Linked DNA regions of Homo sapiens: region 1 is linked to region 2. Evidence: chromatin contacts called from ENCODE Hi-C or POLR2A ChIA-PET data. All regions are on one chromosome and are shown on one strand. The core of a region is the stretch at or near the end of the contact, and the rest is flanking DNA. Distances in the headings are between cores, read along the strand shown. Region 1 has its middle 87 kb from the start of MSRB3-AS1. Region 2 holds the start of LINC02454 (long intergenic non-protein coding RNA 2454).

What was found. Hi-C counts contacts between places; a loop is a spot of excess contacts on that map. ChIA-PET counts read pairs that join two places held with the same protein, here RNA polymerase II (POLR2A).
Region 1: a loop to region 2 is called in a map of HCT116, with 3 times the contacts of the local background. The contact joins the enhancer-like site here to the promoter of LINC02454 in region 2. A Hi-C loop is called at or near these places in 1 of 168 maps with a recorded cell type or tissue (HCT116). POLR2A ChIA-PET finds 5 or more read pairs at or near these places in 2 of 52 experiments (HCT116 and RWPE1).

The regions. Positions count from the first base shown.
Region 1 is chr12:65,726,763-65,731,766 of GRCh38, reverse strand. No RefSeq gene overlaps it. Among named protein-coding and RNA genes, the nearest start is that of MSRB3-AS1, 87 kb to the right of the region's middle. RefSeq lists a silencer at 1,512-1,712. Within about 2 kb of position 2,171, at least 2 of the 41 ENCODE cell types and tissues checked have a DNase peak (open chromatin) inside an H3K27ac peak, as active enhancers do; they include HCT116, where a contact is called at or near this core.
Region 2 is chr12:65,601,034-65,606,089 of GRCh38, reverse strand. It overlaps LINC02454 (long intergenic non-protein coding RNA 2454), which reads right to left and starts at 3,221. Exons shown (of 3, transcript NR_146529.1): 1 at 3,109-3,221; 2 at 1-62. All of the region lies in intron 1 of MSRB3-AS1 (MSRB3 antisense RNA 1), which reads left to right.

The DNA of each region.
Region 1 (5,004 bases), core at 922-3,421, 130 kb before region 2:
TTCTATGATCCAAAAGAAATACTAAAACACTGGGCTCTTGCCAGAGAGAAAAATCTTAACTTTTTCAATTATTTGATTCTTACCAAGATCCCAGCTGAGAGAAGTAATACATGGGGAAGACTGCAGAGTGGATATGTTATTTAGCGTTCAAGGCGAATCCCCAAATACAGAATTATACTAGCTTAGTCTGACAGGACTCACCTTCACTGAAGTCTTGGTTTTCATGGGAGGTTATTATAAGAAACAGGGCTGCAATATCCTCTTTTGCTTTTCCATAAAAATACTGCTAAGACATTGCCTGTTACATCCCTCAGAGCCCTTTGTGGCACTCCATATAGTAAACTCCTTCTGTAATTTCATTTCATTTGAAAACAGGCATTCTTTGCTTTTTTCAACAGCAAGATTGATGTCACTTACGTTTTTTTCTCTCTTTACCTTGGCTATAAGAAGCTCAGACCCAAATCTGAAGCACAATCTCAGTAATCATGTTAACTCTTAGGGTTGGCTTATTTCAAGTTTCCTTTTTCTTTTTTTTTCTCCTGGTTTTCTATTTTGATTTTACCAATTCATTTTAAATGGGGTGTTTTCCGTCATAGACCACCCAGATTCTTTCTGGAAAGAAGTAATACGTAAAACATACTTAGCTCATAACTTTTGACTCCCTTTGATTGTGTCATCTCAGCTCAGCCTCAATTTACAGAAATTGGCTCACAAAATGACTGCTTAACAAACTTAAGGAAGAAAGTGACAACTTAAAGTTGATAGAAGGAAACATACTGAAGGCTCTAGAAGAGGTAGTACACTAAATTCTTATCAGAGACGCATCTAATAGAGAAACAAACTTCAGTGAACTCTTTCACTTACATGGAGCCCAAGACAGACTGAAGTTTGGCCAGACTCAGTTTACAATTGGACAATCCTTCAGCTGACTGTAATCTCCCCTCCATGGAATTCCCCATGAGTTTATTGAGATCCTACCTTGAGGGATTTACCACTTTTCTACCCTTTGGTATCTTTTTTTTTTTTTTTTTTTTTTTTGACAGAGTCTCACTCTGTCACCCAGGCTGAAGTGCAGTGGCGCGATGTGGCTCACTATAACCTTCGTCTCCTGGGTTCAAGCAATTCTCCTCCCTCAGCCTTCCGAGTAGCTGGGATTACAGGCGCCAGCCACTATGCCTAGCTATTTTTTTGTATTTTTAGTAGAGACGGGTTTTCACCGTGTTAGCCAGGATGGTCTCGATCTCCTGACCTCGTGATCCACCGGCCTCAGCCTCCCAAACTGCTGGGATTACAGGCATGAGCCACCGTGCCCCGCTATCTTTTATTTGTAAAATTTCTTCCTCTTTCCTATCACTAAACTGGATGATCTATGAGGGCAGGGGAGCTGTATCATTTATAGTCTATCCCTCAATTCCTTCTTACCCTTCCCAATAGAAGCAGTTGTTCAAATATTCACTCACTCACTAAATAAGTGATGTTCTTTCAAAGATTCCTGTGATATATTATTTACTCCTGGAAATCTGCTGCACAATGTTGTCCCTTTCTTTGTAGTGTCAAACACTGGATGTTTGCCCAGACAAGATACCAAGATCTAAAAAGCATGTGACATTCCTGGCATTGCTTTGTTTTCTAATTAGGATCAGTCATAAAGTTTCTGATAAGTAAATAGATATAAGTCTCAGTTGGTCCTTTCTATTCCTTTCCAAAATTATCTTGATCATTAATTTCACTTTCCAAATTACTATGCTTATTTGTCTTGCATGATGGGAACTGAAAGATTTTGGAATGCATTCCTCAAAAAAGAGTCGGTTAAAATATCAATTTGTATGATTATGTCATTTGGGAATTTTCTGATTTGAAAAATCTGCGATAATTTTTTAAAAAAAAATCCTAAGTAGCAATCTGCTACAAAAGATGTAAGTCAACTTCCATTCACAAACAGGAGATCACAACAAATTTAGTGGCTGCATCCTAATCACAACAAATCTAGTGGCGCTGCAGTGAAAAAGGAATTTATGATGGCAAGTCTGTTAAGCTAACCGGTAAGCACGTACACATAATATTATGTTTGCGGGTGGGTGGAGGCTGCAGGTCATTAATATTCGTTGGGTGTCCAGCCTGGCGTTTGTGGTTCAAACAGCTTTTGTGTTTCGTGCTCCACCTCCCGCAGAGTCACAGACAGCAGTCTGCCCCTTTCCCCACCCAGTCTCAGTTCAGGCGGAGGGTCGAAACGCCACGCACGAGTCCTCATGCCGGCGGGCGCAGAGCGGGGCGCCAAGGGCTGCCCGCGGGGTGCACCTCTAGTCCACCAAGTCCTCTTTGCGGCGGGGATCGGGGCGCGCCGGGGGAGCCGCCCTTCGCCCCCGAGGTCTGGGCGCGCAGGAGGTATAGGACTCTGGGATTTTTTGGCCAAAACTCCGGCTCGGGGTCCCCGCCGCCTGGAGCGGGAAAGTTGCGCGTTGGAGAAACAAACTTTTCCGTCCCCAGGGCAGCGCGGGGAGCTCGCGGACAGGTCCTCTGGCAGCAGAGAGGGAGCGGTGCAGAGGACCGGGGACTGAGGAAGGAGGAGTGCGGGACCGCTCCCCGAAGGTGCCTCCTGCCGAGGCCACCGAGGCCGTCCTGGAGATGGCGTCGGCTCCTGAGTCTGCGGCGCCAAAGTGCTCCCAGGTGGCGCGGAGCGAAGGGGGTTTAAATTTCTCCCTCCTCGCAAACGTCCCCTTGCTTCGGGCCGGAGAGTATTGCGCCCAGACACCTCTCGAGGAAGGGAGATTGGACTTTCCCAGATTGGAGGGAAATTTAGAGCTGGCATTTACAGTTATTGTAAAAGAAAAAAAAGTGTTTTGAGGAGAAGAGGTGAAGGGTAGGAGAGGAGAAGTGTTAAAATTTCGACCAAACCACGAGAAACCTCACTTGTTTTAAGTTCGTGACAGTTTATTGGCTTTCCCTAAATGTCCTCAGATTAGCCTGACAGCTCCTTACCTAAAAATATCGAGTAAAAGCCCCCAAACCAGAAGCAGTTAAACGGTGTCACTGAATTCAATCTCAGAGCGATTATGGAGTTAATTCACATAATAAGCAAATCACAGAGTTGACAGATTATTATATGAACACGGACAAATTGTTACATAAAATATTTTGATACTGATTGTTTTATTAGTAATGTTAAGCCCCTTTATGTCTGTTTCTTTTTCCCGGGATTGACATGTTATACAATGCTCACTGCTAAATAAATAAACCAAAATGGTGTGAACTAATTGTCTCCCTCATTTAACTGTACCTTTTTATTAACATTATTAACATGATTATTCATAATTCCATTGGCTATTTACACTGGCAAAATTTTTCTGTTGTATTTGTTATCCACAGAGAAAAATATGTTAACATGAAGTGGACTTGAATAACATCCAGGTTTGAAAACTGACACTATCGATGTTTAAAAATATGTTAAGAGTTGTTCTATCCCTAGACTATTAGAAAATTTAAACTGCACGTGCCCCAGCTAATTAAAAACAATTTAAATTATTATTAAGAGAAAATACAAGGGATATAATCATTAGTCAAAACTTACTCATTTAAGTGTTGTCAAATGTAGTCAAAACTTACAAAAATACATTTTATTTAGCAAAGAAAAGATAAATGTAATTTATTTTTCATTTTATCAAAAAGGTATGGTACATTTTACTTAATTTTATGTAATTATGCTTTCTAGTTTTAATAGAGCCATGTGCATATACAATCAAAATGATTAATAGGTATTTTGTTGATAAAAGGAAAAACAGAAACTCAATTCTTTATATTTCTACTAAAGCTTCCTAAACAAGAAAATATTTTAGCTAATGAAAAATCTTGAATACCTTAAGTGGGGTGTTATAGATCACAGCAGAAATAGGTGAAAGGTGAAATTTAATTTAGCTGGCTTTATCCCTTCTCCTGGAAACTGGAATCTTACCTATAGGGTGAGGTGTACTGGGAGGAGAGGTGGAGAATTGGAAAAGAAAAAGGAAGAAACTGAAAGAATTTTAGTTTATAAAGAACAACATAAGTACATCAATAAATCACGTATTTTTCCTATAAAAAATAAAGTACAATAGTACTTTATTGAGTAAAATAAATAAAAAAAGTACTTTAATGAGTAAAATCATTAAAATTTCCTACAACACAGAGGAAGTAAGTGTTCAAGCAGTACCACCTATACCATCATATCATTCTCTGAGTGCCAATTTAACTAAAATTATGTCTTCTAGTAAGAGAAGTAAGAAAATTCAGAAAGATCACCAAATAAGTAGTGTTTTGGGGGAGGGCACGTGTAGTATTAATAGCATAGAAGATACTAACTGTGGCACAGATTTTTTTTCTTTTTCTTTTCTTTTCTTTTTTTTTTTTTAAGATGGAGTCTCACACTGTTGCCCAGACTGGAGTGTGATGGCTTGATCTCGGCTCACTGCAACCTCCACCTCCCGGGTTCAAGCCATTCTCCTGTCTCCACCTCCCAAGTAGCTGGGATCACAGGCACCCGCCACCACACTTGACTAATTTTTTGTATTTTTAGTAGAGGCAGAGTTTCACTATGTTGATCAGGCTGGTCTGGAACTCCTGACCTTGTGATCTGGCCACCTCGGCCTCCGAAAGTGCTGGAATTACAGGCATGAGCCACCATGCCCGGCCTCAATATGAGAATTTGAGGTATTTCAGAGAAAAGCATCACCAGGATTAGAAATTTAAGTTACATCAATTGAAAATATGAAAGGATTTAAGATTATGACCCTGAAAGAAAAGATTCAAGTTACTAGCAATCATATTCGGTTATTTAAGGGTTATCCTTAGAGCCCTGGAGTTGGGACATGCTGAAAGATTTAATAAGAAGAAAGGAGACTTTAATAGCATTGGGAGAAACTGACATTAGACCCTGAAGACTTTCTTGATTATAAAGTTATTGAATTATAACAAGTCACTAAGCAAAGCATGCTTACAAAACTGTACCTCAACTACTTGCTTAATTTACCT
Region 2 (5,056 bases), core at 1,972-4,471:
ATGCACAGCCACTTCCCTGAGTGCATTCCAAATCCCAGATGGAGTCAGGGTACGAGCGTTTGCTGACAAGAGATAAGAATGTTGACCAGAGAACGTTAGGGCAGAGTATAGCATGGCGGTTATGAGCACAAGTTCTATCCCCACACTACCTGGGTTCACATGGTAGCCCCAACACTTACTAGCCATGTGACTTCAGACAAATTACTTATCCTTTCTGTGTCTTAGTTTCCTCATCTACACAATGGGATAATAATAATAATACTAATACCTACTTTATAGAGTCATTGTGAAGATTAAATGAGTTACAATGAGTCAAAAATGCTAGCTATTATTATCTCTGCAAGGTAAAGGGTTATTGCCAGATAATTTTTGCAGTTAGTCCTATATTTCAGCTCTTGAAACACTGTAGGTCTTCCATAGATGTGTATGGATTCAAACTGAGAGTCCAATTCTTAAATCAGTTAACTCATGTCCCCAAGTAACAACTTCTGTTTATTACATATCCTAAACATAAGTTCACAGAGTACCTGCTAAAACTTTCCTTTTCTCTTCTGAACTTTCTAGAGGTCATCACTGCCACTTTGTGAACAACACAAAGAAGTCTCAGACCAATATCTCTTCCTATCTCCTTTCTTGTGTGTGCCTCAATTTCCTCATTTCCTCATTGTTCACTGCTAAGTTAATCTCTGCATGCACATACATGCACACAATTTTAACTTCTTTTCTCTTTTCCTTTTATCCCATTTCTTGTCTTCTTTTCCTAATAGTGGTGGAAGTTGAGCAGGGGCCAAGGCTTTTCTCTCTGTTTCCTCCTTTAGTCATAAGTAAGCAGATGAAATTAAGTATCATCTATTTTTAGAGTTTCCAAAGTACGTCAAAGCCTTCTACAGAAATGACATAAAAGTCTCCAACTACTATCTCAAGTATCTATAATCGAAACTGGTTTTCCTGATGTCAGCATCTAAAACAGCCTCTAAATCAATCAGTTACTTTTGAGCCAGTTAACTAATAATAACAAAATTAAAATAATAATTTTTAAGTGCACAATAGGCTGCTACACTATGGGTTAAATAGCACTTAAAGGGTGGCCTGGGAACTAACTCCTATGGGTAGCACTGTTTTTATGGGAAAATACACTCCAAATTCCAGACAACTCATTTATCCACTAACTTTTGGAATATGACCCTTTAGTAAGTTGGAGACTGACTAAAAATACCTAATATTTTGGTGAATTTTTTATCAATGCATTAAAAATACATTCTTATGTTTTATCTTAATAAATTGAAGCAAATTCTAGCCTACTTTTCCATAAGAATTGCTTTCCTGACCTCAGAAGCATAATTGAAAGAGGGCTTGTGGATTTTCTGCAAAGAAAGGGCCTGGCTATTTTAATTAGCTTAACGTATGTAAGATCAATTATTTTGAGACAGTAGACAAACAAAATCATTCATAAGGTTGGCAGGTTTGTGCAAATGATTTCACAAGGGTAAATCATTTTCAGGTTACATAGGACAGATGTGTGCAGTGTATGTGAGAATGTTTGGAAAATATTTTGGATGCTTTTCAAAGGCATACACTACATGTGGAATTAACTGAAATTGGTTTCTTTAATTATTTCTTTCTTACCCACACAATAATGATGGGTTCCTACTTACAGGGTGATGTGACATTTATATGCCTAGAAGTTTCCTTTCCTTTTGACCATTTTTTAAAAGATGCAATATTTTTCCTTCAACATTAGAAGTTGGGTCCCCTGTAAGGCCTTATACAAGAGAATGAGAGTTGAAGAAATACATTTATGGTGGATAGGCTGTTTGAAACTCATTTTAGCTAAAACAGAAAAACTGCAGCTTGTGGAGTGGCAAGGGCCCAGAATTGGCCAGAAGTCATGAATTTTGGCTCTAACTCCTGAATTGAGTGGCTTTGAGCAAGTCACTTACCTCAGAGCCTCATTATTTTTATCTACACAATCAGGGGTTTGGCATCTATGACTTGAAATTCCTTTCCAGCACTATGTTTTGTTTCTGTGGTTGGTAACAATGTAAGAATTTTGGGGGACGCATTCTTCCAAACTCTTGTTTTTCCACTCACATCATTTCAGTAGAGAGCTGACTGCCAATATCACAATAACTTTTTTTTCGATTCATATCAACTTTAAAATGTGTTTTTAAAAATGGCAAGTTAGGTGTCTGTGAATAACAACTGATATTTTCCAGAATTTTTCCTTCCTTCCTTCCTTCCTTCTTTCCCTTCCTCCTTCCCTCCCTTCCTCCCTCCCTCCCTCCCTTCCTTCTTTGAAAGCCTTTTAAGAGGTGAACACAACAGTTTTGGCTTGGGACACAGCTCTGCGGGTCAGGATCTAACAAAGGGAAATCCCCGATGTGCTGGAACCTTACAGCTCCAGGAACCGGCTGTTTATGAAAGCTGAAGTACCGCTAGAGTGAGCAAAGAAGCCACTTGTGATTCCAGCCAATTGTCCCCAGTCCAGACCATTCAGAGGAAAGAGTTCTGCCGGTCTTCTGCATCCAGTTGCCAAAACCCAGGAGGTGCAGCACCTGCTTAGGAAAGCCATAGTGCATGGGGAAATGACCGCTGAGGGGGCCACACTTTCCCTTTTGCATTGGCAAAACTGTTGCTTTCTTACCTTTTAATACTCTTTCTCCGGATTTTGAGAATCCGACTATTTAAAGATTGCTTTCATACATTTAGTTTCTGCCCCACCCCACTACAGCCCCCTTAGGTTTCTTAACTTTTAAGACTTATGATAAATGAGGGTGGGACTGGGTGGGGAATGGGGTAGATGGGAGGGCTGGGAGGACTGGGAGAGTTGGAGTGGGGGATGGAAGATAAGGGTAGGGTGGAGCAGGAAGGGAAGGGTGGAGACGAAGGAATGAAAAAATGAATAACCCAGTGAAGCAAATGAATGGAGCAGCAGCCAAATAAGCAAACAAAACAAACATTTATTGACCGTCTGTCACTTGCTAGGTGTTGTGATAGACAGCAGGCAAATAGCTATGAGCCATGCAGCCAGGTCCTTGCCTTGTGAAATTTACAGTCCAAAGTGGGCGGATATCAAACAAATAATTAAGCAAATACTTTAATACTTACAACTGTGACACAATTGCCATGAAGAAATATAAGGGGCCCTCGCCCTAGTCCAGGAGGTGAGGAGGACGATGTTCAAGCTGGATTATTTCCATGCCATTTTCCAAATTGAAATCTCAAAGTAAATTATATTGCAATATGATGTATGTTTTTTCCAAGTGAAACCCAAGCACACATCCTGCTCTGCCCCACCCTCCGCCCCCACACGGGAAGCTCTCGGGATCAGCCTGGGTGTTCTGTGGTTCTGACGCCATCCTGAGAGCTCCACTGCCACACTCCTTCCCCTGCCTCCTAAATTCGATGTGGAGCGCCACCTAGAGTTTGGCTGACACATTCCCATAACCATAGGGTACAAGGATACTTTGAAATCTAGGATATTTGCTAAGTTTTGAAAATTGAATAAATAAATAATCCATTGGAAAAAATGAATAGCGAGTGAATGAGCAAAGCAGCAGGCAAATATACAAACAGGACAAACACTTTCATTCACTGTCATTGTCATCCAGCGTGAATTCAAAAGACTCCAAGTTTTCTAAAAAGAATGGCTTTCTCTAGGAGCTTTCCAAGATTTGTTTTGCAAAGCTGCCAAGGAGAATACTAGACAATGAATCGGAAGTAGCAAGTCTCACGGTGATATCCAAAGTGTTTTTCATCCAAACCTCAGAGCAAGAAGGTTCCAGGAAGATGCCTAAGTCAAATTAAGATGTTAAGTCAAATTTACCTCGTTCTAATAACTACCCAATAATTTATTGAACAGTCTATATTACTGAAATACCTATGGCATTAAGATAGAACCAACTGTTGTGATTTATGGAGTAGGCTAACATTGCAGCTGTTAAGGAAATGAAAAAATGTATGGGATCTGTCATTTTTAAATCACCTTTAAACAAGATATCCAGCTCTGTAACCACATTCCAATTAGTCTTACAAGAAAAGCCAAGCACAGTTACATTTCAAAAATGTTATCGCATATATAAAGAAGGAACTTATCTTTCTCTCTTACATTAGCCCTACTTTTCTCTACCAAAAACTTGCCCCAGAGAAAAACATATTCAGGTAAAGAAAAGTCATATCCATCCCCTCCATTCATTAATTTCATTTAACCAACATTTGTCGATCACCTCCGGTGGTACTACAGAGATGTTGGGATATCCTGCTTCATGATCTAGTTGGAGTAGATAGCAGATGCCAAGAAAGTGGACATGACAAAACTATGCTATTTCTAAATGCTATCTAGAAATAAGGAGAAGCACAAGGTGTCAAGGGCACTGCTGAGAGGCTCCTGACCAATTTGGAGCAGTCGGACAAGGCGTCTCCTGGATTACAGTGCTGTGTCTTCAAGTATCAACTTCCCGGAAGGCTAAGTTAAACAAAAGAAACTTACAAACCCAGAATGGTGAAGATATCACTTCTACTGAAAACTTTTCCATCTGAGATACAGTGATCTGGGCCAAAAGAACATAATGAAAATGAATAATTCTGAAATATAAGATCCAGGAGTATTGAAACGATTTTGATCTTGTCTGTCCTGTAGTGCTATCACTCTCCATATTGTCCAGCATATAATAGGTATTCAATAAAGATTTGTTGAAAGCTGGACAAATGCTGAACAGAAACCCCAATATGCATAGTAAAAAAACAAATCAGTCGATGTATATTTCAGTCATCTGTAGTTTAGTGACAGATGGTTTATCCACATGTTTTCTGAAAAGCCTTCAATGGTTATTTTATACTCCACCAAATTTCAGTGCTTCTGCCTATTTTTAAGTTGCCTACCTCAACCCAGTTCCTTTCTGTGTCTCCAAATGTGTTTCCTCCTACTCTTCAACATGAACTGCCTTTGCCATTCATGTTGGTTTGTTTATGGTCCCACCAACACTATGTGCATTCCTATTTGCAAAAATCCACTGTTTTGATTTCCCTCACCTAGCTGCATCCTCCTCTCCTCTTC